2 separate regions of the Mus musculus genome follow, and region 1 is linked to region 2. The links are chromatin loops, found by intact Hi-C in ENCODE. Cell type or tissue: left cerebral cortex. All regions are shown on one strand. Links, peaks and the distances in the headings refer to the core of each region. The heading gives the core; the rest is flanking DNA.

Evidence for each region. Peaks named below come from ENCODE experiments on the same cell type or tissue, not always from the same donor. Only the 100,000 strongest peaks of a DNase experiment are listed, where the experiment ranks them.
Region 1: a loop joins it to region 2, with 3 times the contacts of the local background. A loop is called at or near these places in 10 of 42 quality-filtered maps.

What each region holds. Positions count from the first base shown.
Region 1 is chr5:112,468,690-112,471,602 of GRCm38, reverse strand. It overlaps Sez6l (seizure related 6 homolog like), which reads left to right. Exons shown (of 17, transcript NM_001253916.1): 5 at 1-6. Among named protein-coding and RNA genes, the nearest start is that of Gm42160, 6.7 kb to the left of the region's middle. In left cerebral cortex, for the core only: a CTCF peak has its summit at 1,261 (motif pointing left); a DNase peak (open chromatin) is centred at 1,239.
Region 2 is chr5:112,869,866-112,872,778 of GRCm38, reverse strand. Myo18b (myosin XVIIIb) reads left to right here. Exons shown (of 44, transcript NM_028901.2): 6 at 283-395; 7 at 1,182-1,358. Among named protein-coding and RNA genes, the nearest start is that of Myo18b, 25 kb to the left of the region's middle. In left cerebral cortex, for the core only: a CTCF peak has its summit at 1,808 (motif pointing left); a DNase peak (open chromatin) is centred at 1,802.

The DNA of each region.
Region 1 (2,913 bases), core at 178-2,677, 400 kb after region 2:
GCTCAGGTACCATGAGTGCTTGCCAGCCGGGCAGGGCGAGGGTAGGCCAGCACCCTCTAAGGCACTGGTTAGACCTCACGCTGTGCTGACCCCAAACCGTAAAATCATTCCATTGCTAGTTTTAACTGTAATTAAACTGCTACTGTTACGAATCTGATATGTGGGATATGTGACCTACAACCCTTGTGAAAAGGTTGAGAACCAGTGCCCTAGGGCATAGGGTGTAACCTTGGGTAAGGCCTTTGCCCTCCAGGCTGTGCTGTCATACAGTGCCCAGGGTATGAAATTGGCTCCTGAGGACACATACCACACAGCAGTGTTCTGCCCAGTGAGAACCTTGCTCTCTAGCAGTCACTCAGCAGCTGACTTGGTGGTGGCTGTTGTATATCCTGGATGCTAAGCTTTCTTCTCTGTGATCTGCCAGTTGTGAGCTCTCACGCGGGTAGCAGACATGCAGCTTTTCCCACTCGCCACGGGGTTTCCAAGCTCTCCCTGCAGTGCAACATGTATAAGCTGTTCTTTTTCATGGCTGTGTAATATTTCGTTGTGAACATTATGCTCTGTTTTGTTTACCCATCCATCCAACATTGAACTTTGGAATTATTTCCACTTTTTACCTAAGTAACTGCCCTGCTCTGAACATAGAAATTAGTTTCCATTTCTCTTAAATATGATCTTCAGAACAGTGTTGCCAGGTCGTGTAGTGTAACCTCTACAAACCCACACTTCCCACAGAAACCACACCATGCCATTTCACCTGCCACTGGTGGCACACGGCAGTTCTCTTCCTTCCAACGCTCACCAATGCACTGCTTTCTACAATCAGCACAGTAGGCCTACAGACTCACCACGTTCTCATGTTTCCATGATAAGCACTGCTGTCACATCTTTCTCAATGCTTCTTGTAGCTGACAGTATGCCATCTCTGAAAAGGCTCTTTAATCCCTTTGGCCATTGCTCAAGAGGTTACTGGGTTGTTGCTGTACTATAAGTGCTCTTTACATATGATGGATCAAAACCTTCATGAGATATGATTTGTAGGCCTCTTCCCCGGTTCTGTGGGGGTTTGTTTGGTTTTGGTTTTGGTTTATTTTTTCACATGGCCTCTTCGTAATGATGAGGTCTCTCTCATCCCTTGTTTCTTTTGTTGCTTTGACTTTGGGCTTAGCTGCTGCTGTTCTGTTTTGTTGGTTGAGCTTAGTCAACATGACCTCAAAAAGTTGGTGACAGCCTCCAACTAAGGTGGCCTGGTGCCCTCTGGTGGAAAGAAGTAGACAGTACAGGCCAGCAAGAGGAAACCTGGACTTCAAGGACAGACAGGGGGGATCCTTGGCTAGTGGATCTGACATCCTTCGAGGATCCTGCCAGCATCCACAAACGTCCACTGTTACCAGGTTCTGCGCCTATGATACGAGCTGTGAGGGTCCTGCTCTCTCCGAGTCTCTGCCCTGGTACAGGATGGCGTCTTAGTTACTGCTTGTGGCTGTAAAGAAACATTGTAACTATGGAAACTCTTCTTTAAAAAACAAAGTAATAAAAAATAAATAAAAGCATTTCATTGGGGGTTTGCTTAGAGTTTCAGAGGGTGAGTCCATGAGTAAAAAGCACACAGGTGCTTTATATCATGGTCCACAGACAGGAAGGAGAGAGAGAGAGACAGAGACAGAGACAGAGACAGAGACAGAGACAGAGACAGAGACAGAGAGACAGAGACAGAGACAGAGACAGAGACAGAGACAGAGACAGAGACAGAGACAGAGCGCCTGGCACAGGCTTTTGAAACTACAAATCCCATCCCAGGAACTAACTTCCTTCAACAAGGTCACACCTCCTAACCCTTCCCCCAACAGTTCCACTTCGTGCAGGGGGTGGGATGGGGGTGGGGCGAGGGGGCTACCATTCTTATTCAAACCCCCCAATATGTGACCAGATGAGAAAACATGGCGGGGGTGAGGAGGGCAGAGAGTGCCAGAGAGGGGTCATAGGGGTAGTGCCACAGAGCAGGTAGGGACAAGAGAAACCCTGACACTCAGGGACTCAGGGACAAGAGGTGATGGTAGGCCAGAGACCAGGGAAAGTGTCCCCAGGGAGCCAGGCTGTTGGAAACTGAGTGGGAGGTACCAAAGTGAAGGTCAAAGGTGTCGGTTTTCCCTGCCAGTGAGCTATCCTGTGAAAAGGCTGGTGGGTGAAAGGGCTCAATAGGTTTGAGGAGGTCAGCATATGCTATGGTTTGTATATGCTTGGCCCAGGCAGTGACAGTATTAGAGGGTGTGGCCTTGTTGGAGTGGGTGTGGTCTTGTTGAAGTGGGTGTGGCCTTGTTGGAGTGGGTGTGGCCTTGTTGGAGTAGGTGTGGCCCTGTTGGACTGGGTGTAGCCTTGTTGGAGTAGGTGTGGCCCTGTTGGAGTGGGTGTAGTCTTGTTGGAGTACGTGTGGCCCTGTTGGAGGAGGCATGGCCTTGTGGAAATGGATGTGATCTTGTTGGAGGAGGTGTGGTCTTGTTGGAGTAGGTGTGGACGTGGGCTTTAAGACTCTCATCCTAGCCGCCTAGAAGCCAGTCTTCCACTAGCAGCCTTCAGATGAAGATGTAGAACTCTCAGCTCCTCATGCACTGTGCCTGCCTGGACTCTTCCATGTTCCCACCTTGATGATAATGAACTGAACCTCTGAACCTGTAAGCCAGCCCCAATTAAATGTTTCCCCTCTAAGAGTTGCCTTGGTCATGGTGTCTCTTCACAGCAGTAAAATCCTAACTAAGACAGCATATGTCAGCATCACTTGGGAGGCAGAGGCAGATGAACATCTATAAGTTCAAGGCTAGCCTGGTCTACACAGTGAGTTCCAGGACAGCCAGGGTTACATAGTGAGACCTTGTCTCAAAAACAAACAAGCCAAAGAAGAACCCCCCCCCCCAA
Region 2 (2,913 bases), core at 287-2,786:
CCTCTCTTGTCTTCCCCTCCTCCTTCTCTCCCTCCCCCTCCTCTCCCCTCCCTTCTCCTTTTCCCCTCCCCTCCCTTCCCTTCCCCTCCCCTCTCTTCTCCCCCTCTCCCCTTCACTCTCTCCCCTCCCTTCCCCTTCTCTCCTAACCCTCCTCCCCTCCCTTCCCCTCCCCTCCCCTCCTCTCCCTCCCCTCCCTTTCTATTCCCTCCTCTCCTTTCCCCTCCCTGCCCCTGCCCTCCTACCCACCTTTCTTTCCCCTCCTGTCTCTGGCTGTCCATGCAGCAACGGTGCTTAAACCAGATGAGGGAACAGCTGACCCGCCTGCTGGAAGGGTGCGGCTCTGCATCGATGCAGACAGGACTGTCATCGAAGTGGATGAGGAGCAGGTCCACCCGGTGAGTGTCCCCTCCTCCCCACCACTGCTCTGTCCTCTCTGTCCCCACCCCCCATGGTACTCAGGGCTCTGCTGATGGGGCTCCATCATGGGATCGTTCACTGTATCTTTTAGCTCTTTGTGAAGACAAGCCTGCTGGCTCCTGTTGCCGTGGCTCTGACTGATCTGAGCAGGAGATTACTTTTCATTTTGTGAAAACCTTTCCATAGACGTGTTTCTGTTTTCACCCTGGGAGCTAGGGAACTCAGCTAAATGGGCAGGTTGCCATTGAAGCATAGATTCCAATGGTGCATATTTTGGGCATCAACCTTTCCCTTAGGGGGCTGTGCATACCTCTAAGGGACCAAGGCACAGTGAGCTTTGGTAAAGGAGGTGGTTGGCCACTGGCTTCCACCCCTGGGTGTCACAGGGCACGTCGAGTGTTCCTCTCCAGGACTTAAAAAGCAGATGATGTGAAGAGGCATGTACCCTCAGCAAGCCAAGCATGGTACACTTGGGGTTTTACTTGACCTGTCTTGGAGACAGCAGCCTCACAGAGCAGTGCACCCAGGATGTGGAGACAAAGCAAAGGAGATAGACAGGCCAAGGAGAGAGCCTGTCACTTCCCTTTGTGCACTGGTCTTTGTCACATGCCCTTTACATGACAAGACCAAGCAGTGTGTGGGGCACATGTATGCATGAGGGTGTGTATGCAAGCATTTGTCCATGCACATATCTGTGTATGTGTGCTGGTGCTGGTGGGGTAGGGGCCAAGGAATCCAGAGGAGATCCTTTGTGAGTTCTTTAGGCCAACCCCTCTGAGCTGGACCAAGCTGAGGACCTGGCTTCTCTGGTCAGCGTCAACGAGTCAAGCGTCATGAACACGCTTCTACAGCGCTACCGGGCTCAGCTGCCATACACCTGCTCGGGGCCTGATCTGATCACCCTGCAGCCACAGACGACCACAGTGCCCTCTTCAGGGAAGGTGAGGTGGGGCAATGGTCGGGGGCAGAGACAAGTGGAAGGCCCCTCGCCTGGGTATTATAGGGGAGAACTGACTGTCAGCACCCCGGAAACCCTCAGCTATGCTCATGATGGGAATCTTGGATTTGGCAAGCACCAGTGACCCCATGCTCCCTAGAGGGGGATGGTGAGCTCTGGTTCAAAGCCAAGGTGTGACACTTTAAACTAGCCATGACACCCACCTGGAAAGCCATTTCATGGACACGCAGAGGAGCTGGGACAAAGTTCAAGCTGCAGCTTCTCTGAGCTCCTAACGTTAGCTAGATTCTCTGAAGTCTCATACATCCACCTTCATGTGGAGATAGAAGCTCTGTTCACCCTGGTATTTATTTATTATCTCTTGAACGGAAGAAAGGGCATTTATGATTGGGATTAGTAATGAAAGCAAAGGTTCATGGCGCCACCTGGTGGAGAGTCATGGACTACACCGGTGTCCTCTGTCCCTCGAAGCTGTTTGCTGGTGACTAGTGGGCTCTGAGGAAACGCCAACCCTGCTGCCCTGTGGGCTTCCAGGGAGGGGAGACAGGAGAGGCCACTGATGGTAAAGCCCACGGTGGCTGAAATGGACTGGACACCTGTGGGCAAGGATGGGGCTGGAAGAAGCCAGTGGGGGCGGGGCACGTGTCACAGGTCCTGGGTGTGACTTGTGTAGGGACAGACTCACAGGACCCTGGGCTGCAGACAGATAGACAGGGGCATGGAGGAAAGTGCAGGCAGATGGGTAGATAGTCCCTAACAGTGGCCCTCATCTGTCACTTAGGGCTGTGAAGCCACACTGAGACCCATGGAGTAATGTCCACTCCGGGTCTCTCTTCTCAGACTGGGTATTGTAGATTGATCAAATGCACCTGCAAACACAGGCACAGGGAGGGCCCTGAGTGATGCCACCCTGGCTCTCCCTGTGAGGGCCACTGAGCTCTAATCTCCTTCCGTCTCCAAGTCTTCCTGCCTCTCAAGTCTCATAGGAAGCCATCTTGGCCCAGTCAGCTTCTGGTCCCCAAACAGCCATCTGACCCACATTGGCCTGGGACTAGGAACAGCTTGAGTATGGTCAGGACACAGTGAAGGACATGTCTCTTGGGGTTGGAACATGTTGAAGGGTCATATGAGCACACATGTGGATGTGGGGTGCAGCTGTGCACTCTGCAAAGAGGTCCAAGGCATCACTTGTAAGGCTGGGGGTGCCCACGGGTGTCAGGTCTGCAGCATCCGTTTTCTTCACAGCGTGGGCCAGGACACAAGTCTTCAGGGTAACTGCAGCTCCAGGCTCAGACCCTAGGATCTTTGGATGCTCCAGGCTCTGAGGCTACCTCCAGGAAGGCAGGCCTTGTCCCGTGGCTCCCACTTTAAGAGCTTACCTAGCACTGGTTCCAAGTGGTTTGGGATAAAAGGTGAGGTGAAGCCACTCTAGTCCTGGTTCCCCAAACTACAGGTCTGAGCTATGAGGAGGACCTTCTGGGTGTGTGTCCGGTTCCTCCCCGTCTTAGGGAGAAAAGGCAGGGCTAGGCTGGACCCCA